Linked DNA regions of Mus musculus: region 1 is linked to region 2. A link is a loop called in an ENCODE intact Hi-C map of the cell type or tissue named here. Cell type or tissue: heart. All regions are shown on one strand. Links, peaks and the distances in the headings refer to the core of each region. The heading gives the core; the rest is flanking DNA.

Region 1 (8,328 bases), core at 166-8,165, 81 kb after region 2:
TGAGAGGTGGGGCAGATAGTTCTTCAGTGCTTCTTCCAGAGATCAGGGGCCATAGCAAGACCTTTACTGGGTGCGCCCTGCCAACCAGGCCCTTTTGACCCAAGTGCAAAGCTCTAGAAAGCAAAATGTAAACTGAAGTTTATGCAGAAGAAAACAGCCAAAGGGCTAAACATGCAAGAAACTCACTAAACAAGAAACGGAACCCAACATGAACCCAAAGCCACTCTCTCTGGCACCTTCGCTCCCTACACAGCCTGGCTCTGCTTCCAAGTTCATCCACTCAGCTGGTCACCCCATAAAATGCTACCTAGTGAAGCCTGTTAAGAACGTGTGGGCTAGGGGGTGGGGGTCTAGCTCAGCCGATAGGGTGCTTGTCTACCATGCAGGAACCCCTAGGTTCCATCCCCTGGTATCTGCCATCCCCACCCTCAGGAAGTAGAAACAGGAAGATCAGAACTTCAAGGTCATCCTCAGCTACATCGAGAGTTCAAGGCTAGCCTGGGCTACATGAGATTCTTTCTCAAAAAGGGAAGTTTAAAAAGTATTTTAAAAGTACTGTCCTGAACCCAAGCTACCAGTTCTCCCTGGCTTAGCCCTCAGGGCGTGTTAAGTTTCTTTAAGTGTCCAGAGAGGTTATTGGCATTGTTCTCCATCTTGACTCATTGGGAGACGCCACCAGGTGAGTTTGGAACGACCACTGGTTTGCCTTCAGTGTGGTGGAGTTTGCAGAGTGGCTGCAAGCATGGCTGGGGGGTTCCAGAAAGCCTGGGGCGTTTATGCACCACAGGCCTGGGCTCCAGTTAAGGGAGAGTCGGCTACCAATGTTGTACAAACACGAAAGCGAGGTCCAGGACACCGAGTGGGCAAGGGGATGAAGGGAGAGCATCATACAGAACAGCAGCAGGGAGATGGGTGAGATGCAGGAAGCCTTCCTCCACACTGTGGAACCACTGCCCCTACCGGCCAAGTTATATCCCCAGACAGAGCCACGGCGGCAGGAGAGATCTGAACTACCCTGCTCCTGAAGGGCATGCAGCTAGCTGGGAAGGGCTTTGCCTCCCAAGGCTCACTCTCCTGAAGTGCAGAAGAGTTTGCACAAGAGCCTGGCGGGTTTGATCTGTGAAGCTCGTTTGCACAAAGGAACGTGGAGACTTCCTCCTCACACCCAGTTCAGACGTGTTAGCTGATCCCTAAATGTCAATCCAGGGTTTCCTGTCTCCTTCCAAAAGAACCACACGATGGTAGGCAGGGATATGCAGAGGGGCAAGGTGAGACTCCTGGGATCCTTCAGGACCAACTTCCCCTGAAGCAACAGAGGTGGGGGTCCTGGGGTGAAGGCTGCATACCTCCAGAGTCTCCTGGTCTGAGGGTCTGCGTTTCTTTTTACCTTTTAACTAAAACACGGCACCAAAGATGGGCCCTGATTGCCTTCAGCTGTCAGGGAGGACCAGAGAGCATCTCCCCACCTTTATGCCTAGAGATCAATCATGCCTTTCTCGGAAAACAAAAATTGAGAAGTTTACAAACATAAGATGCAGTCTCTGAACCAGCACGCTATTGCTGACGCTATTGGTGACAGATGCAGCTGATGCCTGCCAGCGACTCGGGCCTCCCAAGATGCTTAGTCACTCCCACATGTAGAGGGGGAACTGAGTCTGCATTCTCCCCTTCACCGGGAGGAAAAAAAAATCTCCAAAGGGGTGGGGTGGCCGCACCAACCGTGAAAACCCACCAACTTGCCAGGCAAAGGGAAGTGGCCAGGCACAGCCGGGCAGGCTGGGGAGTTCTCTATTTAACACTCCCCCCCCCCCTACTCCCCTCCAGCCAGGAGTTCTGCACATCAACCCTGAAAGTCCTGCTTTGCTTGGTCCCTGAAAGCTAAAATATTTTCAATTAAATGAGAAAATGTTTGCTGCTGAATGGCCTATTACAGCTGTCACCATCCTGATTTCTAGAAATAAACAAGACTTCGAGAAGGCCGGCCTGGGCAGAAATGCAAGTTAACACTAATTGGTGGGTAATTAAATTATCCCCTAAGCCAACGTGCCAGGTGACCGGCTCTTTCTGTGCGTCAGCCCTCGCTCTGATAACAGCTCCTCCGTGCGACAGCGGAAATGTGAATGGCTCTTGCCAGAGCTGCCCCCTTTTATTCTCTAGAGCTTTCTACATATCAAATAGCTAAGAAGCCAACACACACGGGGGTTGGTTCACATTTTCTCCGGATCATCTTACAGAAGCTTGCTCCATACAAACAGGGCCCAACACACAAAGTTTATTTTCTAATGTGTTAGTATCTTGCACAAGAAAAATAGCGCTAAGTTACAGGAAGATTTATTTACATGGTAACTGTTCGCTGGTGTCTGCCGCTCAACTCAGAATGACTTTCTCCCAAAGGGCAGAATCTTTAAACCAGAACAGAATTTATTTAAACAGCTGGTGGTTTCTTTCTTTCTTTCTTTCTTTCTTTCTTTCTTTCTTTCTTTCTTTCTTTCTTTCTTTCTTTTCTTCTTTCTTTTTTTTTTGCACAATCATTTTATTAATACATGAACCCTTGCTGTGAACGGAAGGTAACTAACTCGTACAATTTGTAAACACATACAAGCATAAAAGCTGGTGTGTCAATCAATTAAAACTTCAAGAAACGATATGAGATTAATTGCTACCAGACCAGATGAAGTCACGCTTCTCCCTCCGCCGTTCTGTCTTTACCGTCGAGTGTGGAGCCCAGAGAAGCCTCCTCTCGCTCATCCCCAAGAAGAAAGAGCCCCATTCTCAGAGAAGGAAATAAATCTTTTTGCTGCTTTTGTGGAATCCCAGATTGTCTGAGATATTTTGCCGACACTCAGGCTGCCTTCTAGATTAGAAACAGCTCAGCTAATGGTTGCCTAAAAGAAATTAATGAGCCATGCTGTCCATCAAGGTCATCTGAAAATGTCTGTAGATTAAACACTCAGTGCGACAAATCACGGGACCACATTCTTAGGGAGACGGGTAGAAAAATGTTCACTTGAGGAAGAAGGTGAAAAATTCTTCCTGACCAGGAGACAGTGACAGGAGAGAGCTAAAGCCAAGAGCAGCCAGTGTCTGACAGGTGCCAATGGGAAGACACAGGGAGTAGCTCCGGCCCAGACTCTCCCCGCCATCCTCCGAGACTAGGTGCCCATCGTGACTGACACCTGTCAATTCAACTCTGCGGGCACTCGGTCTCCGTGGTGACCATGAGGGCAGAGAGTGTGTGGTCAGGCACCTTAATTCTGAGATATTAAGTGTCTCCTAAGTGCCCCACACCTCTCTCTCTCTACCCCCTAGGTCCTTTCCTAAGGATCGGACATTTGGTGACAGACATTTGGCCTAACTACTTTAAATAGTCTTTGATAGGTGGCACCTTGCAGAGGCCTCATAGAGGAGTCTCCTCTTTCCGTGGAAGTTCGCAGAGATGGGCTTGTGGCAGACCTCACTGTCCTGCCCTCCCCACCCCCACTCCACCCTCCTATCTCTAGAAGTCACAGCACCATCTACTGGGCAGCAGCCAGACGTCCCCAAGAAGGTTGCTTTCTGTTCAAGGGTCCAGAGTGAAGAAAGGAATATGGATTGGTGGGAATCACAGAGAAACGGTCGCCTGCCTCTCTGTATTGGCACGCTGATCTATCCCCCGTCGACCTACCTTTAATATATATATATATATGCTTTTTTTTTTTATCATTTAAGAGTTTTGTGTTAACAGAGAATTTCTGAGGTAAAAGTTATCTTCCCTTCCATTTACCCCTCTGTATACCTCCTGAGGTTACGGGTGTGAGACACTCACATACACACAAGCACACCAAACACACACATATTCAATGCACACATGCAGTCTCTCCCACGCACATGTGCACACACACATGCACACATACATATGCACATGCACAAATACACAATACACACACTTCCGATTTAGGTAAAGTGCTTTAAAAACAAATATTTGGGGTGTGTGTGTGTGTGTGTGTGTGTGTGAGCGTACACACATGCACGCATGTATGAATGTGTGCCCGTGGAGGTAGAGGCACTGGATCACCTGAAACTGGAGCTACAGAGAGTATGAGCCACCCTATGTGAATGCTGGGAACCGGCTTGGGTCCCCTGGAAGAGCAGCAAGCACTCTTTAAGGCTCGGCTGTCTCCCCAAGTCCCCAGTGGAGTTCTCTAATCCTTCCTGGACCCCACGGGTTTCCAGAACACAAAGCACAAGACAGGAGTAACCCAAATATTATTCCAATTTTTTTCCAGGCACTTAAGCAAAATAACTTTCTCTCTTTTTTTCTTACATTTATGTAGCTTTTGTTATAAATACAATCACAGTCCAAGCCCACATCTGCCTAGTGTCGGTCTCTGGATTTTCCTATGCAAATAGCCAGCCACCCTTCTTCCTTGTGTCCGCTCGTTCTGCAGTTCAAATATTGCTTTCTCTTTGTAACGAAAGGCAAAGCACTCCCGTTACCAGAGCGCCTGCCTTACATGTGTGTTTCTATATAAAGATAGAATTTCCCGTGGCCAAGAACATTCATTTTTGTTTTCTTTACATTTTTTCCGTGTTTTAAGACATTGGGAAGATTTTTTTTTAATTGGCAACTTAGGTTTACAAATTAAAATTACAATCAAATTTATTTTGTATCACACTTCAACCATTCTAAAAGAGGAACATTTTAACTGGGTCTTGTTTCTCATTATTATACATCATAAAAAAAAATAATAAGTGATCCTGGACCCCAAAGCCGGGCTTGCTATCATGTTACAGTGACAGGCTGTCTCGTTTCGGGCGTGTGGAGAGACCAGAGTATTTACTTTCTGTAACTTAATTTCTCACTCAATAGAGTTTGAAAGCTCTGGATATTATAAAGGCAAACTCATTTTCTGCCGGAATAAAATGAGAAAATGAAAATTTTGAAATTCATTTTATTTGGTAAATTCAGTAGGGACTCCCCATGAACCCCTGAGATAAAACAGCCCACCCTGTTTACTTTCCCCTTCTTTTAGAGCCTTAAAATGAAAATGGAAGTCCCTCCCTCCCCTTCCTATGTGATGTTTGTGTAGAAATTCTAGAATCTCCTTCCTAAATGGGGAGAGCAGAGCTCAGGCTGCCTGCACTGGCCCAGGAGAGCCAGGAGGCTGGGGAGAGTCACCCCAGAGCTGAAGCGGGGCTCAGGAGCTCGGGGCTGGAGGGAACAGAGGGAAAACTCACGGTTCTGGGTCCACTTCCCAGCCTGATCCTTATTCCAAAAGGAAACGAGACTGATTTGTGTCGAAACAGAAATGAGCATCAGGAAACGGGCAGTGCCGATAACCAAACAATCGATTGTAGAAACACAACAAATTAAAAAAAAAAAAAATCGGGTTTTTTTCCATAATGGAAAAGCGAGTGAGGAGGGGGAAGGCGGCAGGGCACGTTTTAACTTTTTCCAGGGCCTGCACTGGTCCCAGGTCAGTCTAAGTAAGAGCTTGGGGTATTAGCCTGTGTATCCATGTAATACGAAGGCTGCTTTGACTGGCTGCTGTGGATCAGGCTGATCGAAACCTCCAAATTCCCTGCGTGAGACGGCCATCGACTCTGCTGCAGATCTGCGGTCCCTGCCTTAAACTCAGCGGCCCGAGCCCCTGGGGATCTCCCTGGATGACAGGAAATGGGGACATGTTAAGGACATTTCATCGGCATTTGCCTCCAAGCTGGGGAGCCAGGATGGACATTTCATGATTGGTCCCACCACGAAGATAGATGGGGTGAGAGAGACAGGGTGTTCTGAGCATGTGGTCGGCATCCTGTGGCCTGGAGAACAGAGAGACTTCACCCTGAATTCCCATGAAAGGAATAAAAACAAAGAGTTTGCATTTTGCAGTGGGGCCATGTTTCAAATTCATTAAAGGGTGGTCCTCCACAGCTGGGGTGTCTCGGAAAAGGATGGCCATAGTTTCTTGTTTATGGTGTGGGGATGTGCATGGGTGCCGGTGTCTGTGTACATGTATGTGTGTGACTGGGGTATGAGTGTGCATATACACATATGGCATACCTATGTGTGTGTATGTTAAGGGGATGCATGCATGTTTGTGTCTGTGGTCTGTGTATGTATGTTTATGTATGTATGTGTATGTGTTTATATGTTCATGTGTTTGTGCATGTCATATGTATACACGTGTGTGATGTGTGTGTGTGTGTGTATGCATGTGTGTTTTCTTCCCGAGATCAAAAGGATAAAGAACTCGTTCCTCCAGCCAACTAAACACTGGCGTGCAGAAACGCAGAGCCTGTGTTTAACAGTGTCCTGCAGGAACCCGTCTTGAATTTTTTCAAGTCCTCTCTTTGATCAAAAGCCGGCAGAAAATTCCATTTCTTCTCGTTCTGTTGCATTTAACACGGACTAACACAGGGTGAGTTTAAACAAACAGCCGGCTGGAGCATGAATACGCCTTTCAGTCTGTGGAGCTTGAGGTGGGCTGGATCCAGGGGAGGGGTGGCAGGCAGGGGATTAGCTGGAGGGGAGAAAAGCTCACGAGTTTAGGAGGCAGCAGCTAAGACTGTCCAAAGCCCCTGCAAGGAGACCTAAAGCTGTCTCCACACCCGGAGCCCGAGCCGCACCAAGAGGCCGCACTGTTGAAATTCTTCTGCCTGGAAGATAAATGGCCTACTTTACTCTCAAGTGTCAAGTAGAGAAAACAAAACAAAACAAAAATCCCTTCCAAGTGGATTTTCGGAGGATAATCCGCCATCAGCCCGAGCGAGCGCAGCAAGAGGGAGCCTGGAAAGAAGGGGAACCGGAGGGACTTCCAACTCCAGCACCCAAGGGTGGGATGCAGGGAGCCGAGAAAGGCCAAGGCCAGGCTCTGGTACCTTTGAGGTGCGGCCTGAGGCTGGCTGCCCCTGACAACAAGGCACCCCTGTTAGCTTTCTCAGGTCTAGACTCCAACAACTCAGACATGCCCCGAGCACTCTGGCCAATGAGGCCCTCCAGGGTGTCACAGCCGTCCAACACACTTCGGCATATAGGCTTGGGACTGCTGTGGGTGATAAGGGTGGGATTTGGGGTGTTTCTGAGTCCAGCTACCCCAGTAAAGAGCTAGCTCAGTGAGATTTCCTATGTCATTGTCTCTGCTGCTGGCTACCTTTCACGCTGATGCTTCCGTTTGAAGAAGGCCATTGCCAGCCCAGGCCATGACAAGCTTCCTTGACTGCTGAGGTCTGAAATCTCCCTCAACTGTCACATCCTGCAGAAGAAGACAGTTGTCCTATCAGATGTCCATCAAAAGAAGTCCCCCCGGATCTCAGCCCAGCCAAGGCTGAGTCCAGTGGCCAGGTAGGTGGATAAGAGCAAAGAACCTTACAGGAGTCCTGTCCAACTCCTCCTTATCCTTCTCCTGACTGTGTGCAACCCTCAGAACTCAGGATGAGCATTGGGAGAAAGAGGGATGAAAATGGTCACCCTGAGCGGCTAGAGGCTGGAGTAGCTTATTAGCAACCACCCGGGCATGGCCTCAGGGAGGGCAGGTAATAATGGAGAGGCATTTTGTGGAGATTTGAGCCAGGGGAGATGAACCAGGGCAGTAATTACAAGCTGACAAGATTGAATTACCATGCGGAGGAGGCTCTGAGAGCCATCCAGCCGGTAAATGTCCCTCTAGCCCTTGGTACAGTCTGGCTTTCAACTGTGTTGGAGCAGGCTTAGTTCAAGCCTCGGGAAATGATGCGTCTTTAAGGTGAGAAAGGAACAGGGTAGAGCCTGGTCGGTCGCTATGCCTGGAACACACCAAACACACACTGCCCCCCCCCACCACCACCACCACAGGCTTTTTCTGAAGAAGCGGAAAACAAACCTTAGCTGTCACAAAGCACGGGCAAAAGAATTCAGAGATCTGATGTTCGTGGATGTGTGCACACAAACAATGCTTTGTTTAAATTTTATTTATTTTAAACAGCACCTTTGGTTCTTCTAGCCAAACAAACCCCCTCTTTCAAACTATCACCCTGACTCCCACAGAGCTGCCCCTCACGAATGTAAACAGGAGAGCTTCCCACCAGCCTCTTGATGGAATGTTCTGAAACGCCAGCAGCCACGCTTTCATTTTACGGCAGCCATGGCTTCGTGGCATAGTGTGTGGGTTCGGGACAAGTGAGCAGAGGAGCCTTATATAAATTATAAGTGACACTGGGGCTGCCCAGCAGGCAAAAACCAGAGGTGCAACCCAGAGGCCTCACCTTTATGAGGCCCAGTGAGCTGGGGATGGAGGCTGGGACCTCAGAACTTCTCATTGGGCCCGTGATGAATTAGATGAGGGGTGGATTGCCCTCCTGGGGCACCAAGTG
Region 2 (8,328 bases), core at 236-8,235:
TCAGATATGCTTTGTTGTCCATGGACACTGGCTGGTGTGTGCCACACCAGGGGCACAGCTGCGAGTAGCATGAGCCATGCTCAGAAAGCAAGGCGGCACGCCCTCCAGCTCACTTGGGCACTTGGGCATTCAGGTTTCCCAGGGTGGTGCTTTGGGGGAGAGGACAGAGGTTTCCTTTGAGTTCTTCCTCTTACCCCTTCCATTTCCCTTTTCCCTTTTCCCTCCCCCTCCCTCTTTCTTCCTCCTCCTCCTCCTCCTCCTCCTCCTCCTCCTCCTCCTCCTCCTCCTCCTCCTCCTCTTCTTCTTCTTCTTCTTCTTCTTCTTCTTCTTCTTCTTCTTCTTCTTCCCTTTCCCCTTCTTCTTCCCCTTCCCCTACCCCTTCCTCCTCTCCCTCCCCCTCCTCCCCCTCCTCCTTCTCCTCCTCTTCCTCCTCCTCTTCTTCTTTGTCTTCTTCTTCCCCTTCTTCCTCTTCCTCCTCTTTTCCTTCTCCTCCCCTCCTCCTCCTCCCCCTCTTCCTCCCCCCTCCTCCTCTTCCTTGAACTCTTCCCCCTCCTCCCCTCCCTCTACTCCCCCTCCTTCCCTCTTCCTCCTCCTCCTCCTCCTCTTCTTCTTCCCCTTCATCTTCTTCTTCTTCCCCTTCTTCCTTTTCCTCCTCCTCCTCCCACTCCTCTTCCTCCCCCTCCTCCTCCTTTTTCTCCTTCTCTTCACTGGGCTGAGCTCGTATTGTGCACTTACTGCATGCCTCTCTACACAGGTTTCCTACAGCATCTTGCCCTGCCCTCCCAGCAGACTGGGGCTAGGACTAGGTCCTATTGTCATCTCAGCTCTGGGCTCATGGCCTTGCTAGAGACCATGGCCACTGTTAAGTGCCAGAGAGGGGGTTCTGAGTTCCTTGGATTAGCTGACGATGAACTGGAATCCCTGAGCATCAAGTGGGCACCTACTGCATACTGAGCTCATAGGCTGTTGAAGGTTGCTGGAGAAAGTCGTTGAGTTTGGGTGGGTTGGTGCATGTATTGAGTGGAGAAGGTTCAGACGGCTGTGGAGACAGACCTGTTCGGCAGCCTGGGTTTCCACTTGGAGGCTAGGAGGTACATGGGTATTCTCTACCCTGGCCTTGCCCCATGAGGACACTGCCTGACATCGCAGCTTTAGATGCCATGGGAAACACTTGACCCTGTAATATCAGTGGCTGTGGCTGCCATCAACCATTCCTGAGGCAGCCACCTTGGTCTTCTGCAGCAACTGGTGTGATCCTCCAGCCTGGATCCTTCTCAACAAAAAGTAGCTTTTGGAGGAGTCACCTACTAGGCCCCTCTGCAGCCTGTCACACATCTCTGGGTTTCAGCATCCTGGAACAGGCTCTCAGGCTGAAGAGGGGTAGAGCTCACTCACCAAACACACCAAAAATGCCATTGTGTATAAGACAAGATTATTGGATGCACATGCTCGGGGGTGGCCCAAGACAGTGCTCATGGCGTTACAGGTACTTCCAGTTGCCTGGTGGGGACCCCTCCCTGGACCCTGGGGCACACACACACACACACACACACACACACACACACGCTTCCTAGCCTCCCTGGAAGCTTCCAGATCAGGCCAACCTCTCCTTTTAAGAGGTTCCAAATGGTCCCCACATTGTGTCTTTATTTCCTGAGACGAAGGTAATTTGGGTGTCATGAGGCCTTTGTAGAGATGTCAAAAGAACAGTTCACGGGGAGAAAAACCTCCGTTTTTACCCCGATGTGGCTTCCACCGTGGAGATAAAAGAGCCAGGAGGAGGAAGGCTGCAAGACAGATAATTCACAGACTGTCAGAGCTGCTTGAATTTCATCCCCACAGGCAGAGCCGGGGTGAGCCCAGGGTCTTTCTCCAGGAGAGCACGCCCATGCCCCCAAGTCCTGAAGCGATAATCCCGCCGCGGGGCCCGGACAGGGTTGGACATTTTGTCCCCGCTGTCAGCGTCACAAGCTCCGGAGCAGATGGAGTGGTGTTGGCAGTCGTAAACCACTCCCGCCCCACCAGGGACAAATAGGTTAGCGGGAGGAATTGGCGCCGTGCATGTCATAAAACCCTCCAGGCCTGTCATGTTCCGATAAATCTTGATTTTTGTAACAGAGCAGCAGAGAGCTTCCCAGCCTTGGGTTTCACAGGTGAGCCATGGACTGATGGATCGTTTGGGAGCCAAAGGGGGGAATGCAGGGGCCAGTGAGGAGGACAGAGGAAACTTTACACGCCGCCCTGCCCCCACCAGACTCCCTCGGCCCCAGGCAGAAATCCCAGCCTGCAAGAGGATCCCATGCCTTTTCTCTCATCTCTGTGGCAGGGTGACCAGCCTCGCCTCCATCCCTGGACCCTCTCCAAGGCAGATAAACAGTAAGAGCTTAATAATTGCCAGCAGAATGGGGGTTTTGGAAAGGGAATCTGCCAGTTTCAACACGTAGAGCCCTGTGTACCTGTTGTTAATCCACCTGGCCAGAGTGGGCGCCATTGAGCCACTAGACCACCAGCGGGAGGGCACTTAATCTCACACAGGTGCCCCTCCTGTGGGCTGGCCTGTGAGAAAGCACTTGAAATAAAGACCCAAACTTGGAGGTTCCCCAGGGGTCACGAGAGCAGAAGCAGCAGGTGAGAGAAGGTAGGCAGAGGGTGGACCTGAACACAGGGGAATGCAGAGCTACTGGAGACAAGGCCAAGGGGACAGATTAAAGGGACTTAGGGCTTGGCACAGTCAGGATGAATAAGTGTGGGCATGAGAAGTGGATTCGATGGAGAAGGGAGTGCTGAGGTCATTCAGGGTCAGAACCAGCCAGTGTGCCACCAGAGGCTGCAGAGGGTATAGCTGGTGTTCACAGGCCTTCCTCGGGCAACAGATGGGATGGCCGGCTTCCTAGGCACAGAAAGTATAGACTGCAGTTAGCCTGGCCTCAGCAGACCCCCACAAGGGGTAGGTGGGATTCTCTCAGAGAAAACCTTGGGGTCTCTAACATAGAAACAACCAGTTGGCAGCTTCTGAACTTTGAACTTTGTCTTGATGTTGGGGTGACAGTGGGTCTTGTTACCTGTCACCCTCACCCCCATGGCTGGTTCAGATTCTGAGGCTCAGAACCCTGTGGTTTAGGGATATAGGAAAGGTCTCCCCATTATGTCATGTAGGGGAGTTCCAGGTCACATCTCTGTGTCAGGGTCCTCCCCCCATTGCTCTTTCATGTTCCCAAGCATTTAGAAGTGAGGAGTGACAGCTGATATAGCCCAGTACTCAGGAGGCTGAGGCAGGGTTGAGGCCAACCTAACTAAGCTTGTTCTCACAATAGAGAGTGGAGCCAGAGGCCAGTGGTGGATGGAGACCAGCAGGGAGAGGCACTTACCAGCAAGCCTGACAACCTAAGTTCAATCCGTTGGGACCCATATGATGGGAAGAGAAAACTTACTTTTGCAACCATGATGTGTGTACATGCACACACACACTCACACGTGCATGCACACACACATACACACGTGCATGCACACATGCATGCACACACATGCACACACACATGCATACTTGCATGCACACATATGCGCACACACGGAGAAGGCTGTGGAAAGTAAGTGTGACCCGGGCTCAGCTCTGAGCCACGTGGCTCAGAACCTTCTGCCCCCCCCCCCCCCGCGCCATGTTTTCTTTCCTGTAAAAGAGCGACAAGCCATGTATCCCTTGAAGAACTTTGAGATGATTCACTGAGACATGGGAGTCAATTTTCAAATAAATACCAAGAAAGAATGGAGAAAGCATTGACCAGCATGACTTCAGCAGGACGTGGCACTCGCCAGCCTCTCTACCCTGTGACACAGGCCCTTTCCGGAGGGTTCAGGCAGGTGCAGGCCCAGGGTTCTCAGACAGGCTAGAGTCCCAAAGTAGATAACCAGAGGGCCCTATTCACCGTTAGTCTGTGCTGCTAGGACTCAGGCTGGCAGATGGTGGCTCCAGGCTGTGAGACGCAAGAGCTCCAAGCCCACCCATGTTTGCACATCTACGCATCATGAACCTCCCTGTATACTGTGCAGAAACTGAGAACAGTGCTCCACCAGGGGCCAGGGCACACTCCTAGACTCACCTGCAGACAGGAGCCAGAGCTGGGGAGAGAAAGCTGTTAGCCAGAAATGGCTGCCACCCCTTTTAGGCTGAAAAGTAAGCAAGGTGTCCTGTGCTGAGACATGCTGGTGTAATGTTGAAGGGGCAGGCTGTGGGTGAATTTCTTGGTTTCCTTGTTTATCAAGTGAGAACAAGCGGTTCCCTGGCACAGCGTGGCAGGATTTAGGGTTACTGTGCCCAACCTCCTGGCCATATGATGGTCAGGGACATGGTCTCTCATGCAGCTGCCCCATGTCCCCTCCCACCACTGGATCTGCTCAGGCAGGATTTGATCCCATTTCTCGGACAGGCCTGCAGAGGTCTGCACTTTGCCTGACTCTTAGGGTCAGTCTACCAAGAGCCATGCCTATTCCTCCCCCTGCTGCCTCCTGCTGGTCTGAACTGGAAGCTGGAAACCTCCCGGACTGAATTTGGCTCCCAGGGGTCCCCACAGGACACATGGCCGCCATTTGTTGGCATCACCACCAGCATCCTTGGCGTCAAGAACAAATGTCACTTCCCACCTGCACACCATCTGGGCAGCACCCTGTGTCGGCGGGCAGTTCAGATCTCACCCTGAGCAGAGAGGAGAGGCCCTTTGTCACTTGCCCTGACTGTCCCTCAAGCCACCATCCCTCTCATTGAAATTGTGAAAAGCTCTTTAAGGCCCTGGTCTGCAAAGATACCAGAAGCTCAGAGGTCAGAAACCTGAGCTTGGTGCTAAAGAGACACAACCCTCCTGGGAGCAGAGGGGGCCCCTTAATGGCTTCGGCAGATGTGCAGACCAAGGGGCCCCCTGCCCACCTGCAGATAACCCCTGACCCTGCCCCTCCCACTGGGCCAGCCAGAAAGTCCCAGCCATGGGGAGGGCACTAAGTGCCCGTGCCCTCCCCAGGCCTCCCACTGTCAAACTTCTTAAAAGATCCTTCAGAATGGTGCCTCTGCTCAGAGCTGGCCAAGGCCATCCATCTCTGCCTAAGGCCGTGGAGTCTCTGTGATGCAATCCCACAGGGCTGAGCGCTGTGTCCTGATCAGCTCCCTTGAGACGAGCATCAATGTCCCATTCTCAGCTCTATTTATAAATGGGCCCCAGCCTCCTCTGGCTGCACTTATGGTAGTGCAGGAGCAGAGAGATCTATGGTTGCAGAACAGCAGCCTTTAGGGAGCGTGTGAGCCTGTGCACACATGCATAAGATGCATGCATCCTGTGTAGGGCTTATAGTATAGGGCTTATATCATTTAAGGGCCTTTATCATTTCCTGCTGCTCCCTTTGACAAGGATTTCATGTTGGATATAGAGGGTGCACTGTTCTTTTTCATGGCTGCATACTAACCCCAGCTTGGTTAGTTTATCGTCTGGCTATCTAACTGTCACACAGCCCATCATTTAAACACAGCTTTTCCTGTGGACTTGAGTAGCAGCAGCATCCCTTGCTGTGGTTCTATAGGACGGGAGTCCAGTCCCTTCCCTGGAGTCTGGTCCCATTAAACCCCATTCACTGCTGAGAGAACCTCAGGCCATCCTAGTTGCCTCTGCTGCCTGCTGTGTATGTTGACTCCCATGTCTGTGGAGAGTGCTCAGCCAGGGTTCAGCAGACCTCACTGAATCTCAGAAAAGTACAGCCCTGCCTGATGGCAGAGGCAGGAGGGGCCCAGCAGTGACCATGGTATCTGGCATCTCGACCCCCTTTCTCAGCTGTGTAACCATGGAGCCTGACAGAACAGATACAGTGGCTTCAAGACACAAGCTGTGTCATTCAGAACGGCAGACTGTGGAGAGTTATTCTGAGCTCTGAGCTCCACCCTACCTGTGTTCTGACTCTAACCCAGCTCCTCACAAACAAGGCTACTCATGTGTGTGCACATGTGTGCATGTCAGTATACTTGTGTGTATTGGTGTGGCTGTGGATGTTGAGGTGTGTACCACTTCAGAGGCATATCATCTACTTTTTTTTTTTTTTTTTGAGACAGGGCCTCTCATTATCCTGGAAGGCACAGCACTTCACTCCTGAGCCGTCTCTCCAACCAAGTTACAGGATTCCATCTATGACGGAATGCCGTGTGTGCGGCGCTGGACATGACATAGGGTGTTGGGCTCTCGGGCAGGCCCTCTTGACTTCTGTCGTTGCTGGCTGTGGAGGTGTGACTATGGACACCTTCTGCCTTCCTATGGGAACATTCCCCCACCAGATCACAGTCCACCAGCACACACCACCAGGTCTCAGAGACTGAAGGTAGCTGATCAAGACACAGGTTGGGCTTTTCCTGTGCTCTCCACCTGAGTCCTGGGTTACACACAGCCCCTGCATGCTGTGGGCTTTACCTGGAGACAGGAAGCTTTGGCCTCTTCTCCTGCTCTAGCTCCAAGATTCAGGATCAGCCAGCGTGCCTACAGGTCAATGGAACTAGCTATTCTTTCCAGAAACAAAACGCTGAACAGAGTCCCACAAGCCTGAGGCAGTCCCAGATAAGGCTTGCTCACTCTGGCTTTTTCCTGCAGGACTTGTGGAAATAGCTAGGTCTGTTTGACATCAACTGGGTCCTCCCAGCCCACCCCCCATGGCCTTCCAGTGACCTTTGGCTACAGGAGGGAAAAAATCGTCACTTTTCCCTAACCCATTGGTCTCTCTGAAATGACAGTGACAGAGGCCAGTGTGACCTTTCCAGAAAGGCCTCTGGGATTTAGGAAAGGATCCACACCCAGCTGAGGCCAAGAGTCCCCAGCAGCCACTCTTCAGATAATGGTGAGGCCTCCTCCAGAGGGGCTTCTCCCAGGACTGGAGCAGTGGGCAAGCAGGAAGGCAGGGCGAGGCCCACAGGACACACGGAAGAGGAGGAAATGGCCAGCCGAGTCTAGACGCGTTATCTCGGCCCGCGGGCACTGGCCCACACTCGTCCATCGGCCCGGAATGGACTTCCTGCCTCAGATTTACGCCAGTGACTTCACCCCCTTGCTATCTCGACAGCCCACTGCCCGCTCAGCTCTCAGGAATTAGGGGCCTGATAACAAGTCTAGACAGCTTCGAAGTTGGAGATGGATCGCTCTCCGGGGCAGGGGGATAGCCAGCAGCGAGCTCTAGGGATGGGAAGGCCAAAGTACTGGCCAGCACTCAGCACAAGGCTGGTGGGAGTCTGGGTGCTCTTGTTTCCTCCCTGGCCTCACCCCCTGGGGGGCGTGGCAAGGCAGCCACAAGACTCAGTTCTGTGAGTGGTACACACGCCATCTCTTTTCCACATGGTAAGGCGACACCCTGATACCTAGGCCAGGAGAGGCCACAGTCTGAAGATGAGGGGTGTCCAGACGACTATAAACCAGTCAGGGGACAAAGCTTAGGGTAGATGCACATAATCACCTTGCCAAAGTCCTTCCAACACAATACCGAGTGTCATGGAGACACCTTCATTGGTGTCCTGCCTTGGGACCTGAGGACACACCTACCAGTTGGCCCCTGGCTCTCATCCAGCCATCTCCTGGGTGATATCCCAGCCCCCTCTGCCCCTTCCATCCCTGCTACAGAATGAATTGTGACCCACAACTCACATGAGGCTGTTCAACTTGTCAGGACCTCAGCTGTGACATCCTTTGGAAATGAGGTCCCTGGGAAATCAAGTTGTTAAGCAGGTGTCCCGCTGGAGCAGGCTGCCACCTACCAAGACAGCAGGACCCCGTGAGAAACTCTGCTCACAGAAGGACCCATAGGTGTCCCCAGTGGTTCATCCAGGACAGAGGCAGCACAGGGTGTAGACCAGTGTCCCATGCTGTAAGGCTGAAAACTGTAGAGGGCACTGAATATCCTCTGAGAACCGAAGGGGCGATGCGCAGCCTCCCGGGGCTACCCACCAAGGCCAATCTCACCAACAGGTCCTACACTGATCTGTTTCCTCAATGGCTTTTCCACCTGTAACCTCCTCCTGAGTCATCCCCAATCAAGCCACCTGCACACAAACGCTGACTCTATCCGTGGTAGGGAGGAGGTGTCCAAACCAGACAGTATAGGGAGGAAGACGGGAGATGCTATGGCTGTGCTGAGCAAGGCTCCACACTAAGATCTCAGCTTTCTTAGAGCGATGACGGGTGCCGCACCAAAAGTAGCCCCAAAGGCAAGCCACTCCACCTGACTACACACGCAAGTGTGGCTGTGAGGCAAGGGTTGAGTGAATGAGGCATGATGCGGTGTGATTGACACTCAGTGTGTTTGAGGTGTGGGTGTGAG

Evidence for each region. Peaks named below come from ENCODE experiments on the same cell type or tissue, not always from the same donor. Only the 100,000 strongest peaks of a DNase experiment are listed, where the experiment ranks them.
Region 1: it touches region 2 in a loop (2.2-fold over the local background); 2 of 42 quality-filtered maps call a loop at or near these places.

Annotation. Positions count from the first base shown.
Region 1 is chr8:121,389,820-121,398,147 of GRCm38, forward strand. No RefSeq gene overlaps it. Among named protein-coding and RNA genes, the nearest start is that of Gm26747, 25 kb to the right of the region's middle. In heart, for the core only: CTCF peaks have their summits at 957 and 3,532 (motif pointing left); DNase peaks (open chromatin) are centred at 3,502 and 5,652; H3K4me3 peaks cover 855 bases; H3K27ac peaks cover 3,849 bases; H3K27me3 peaks cover 3,613 bases.
Region 2 is chr8:121,309,142-121,317,469 of GRCm38, forward strand. No RefSeq gene overlaps it. Among named protein-coding and RNA genes, the nearest start is that of Gm33823, 49 kb to the left of the region's middle. In heart, for the core only: CTCF peaks have their summits at 2,504 and 4,524 (motif pointing left); a DNase peak (open chromatin) is centred at 1,980; H3K4me3 peaks cover 766 bases; H3K27ac peaks cover 6,711 bases.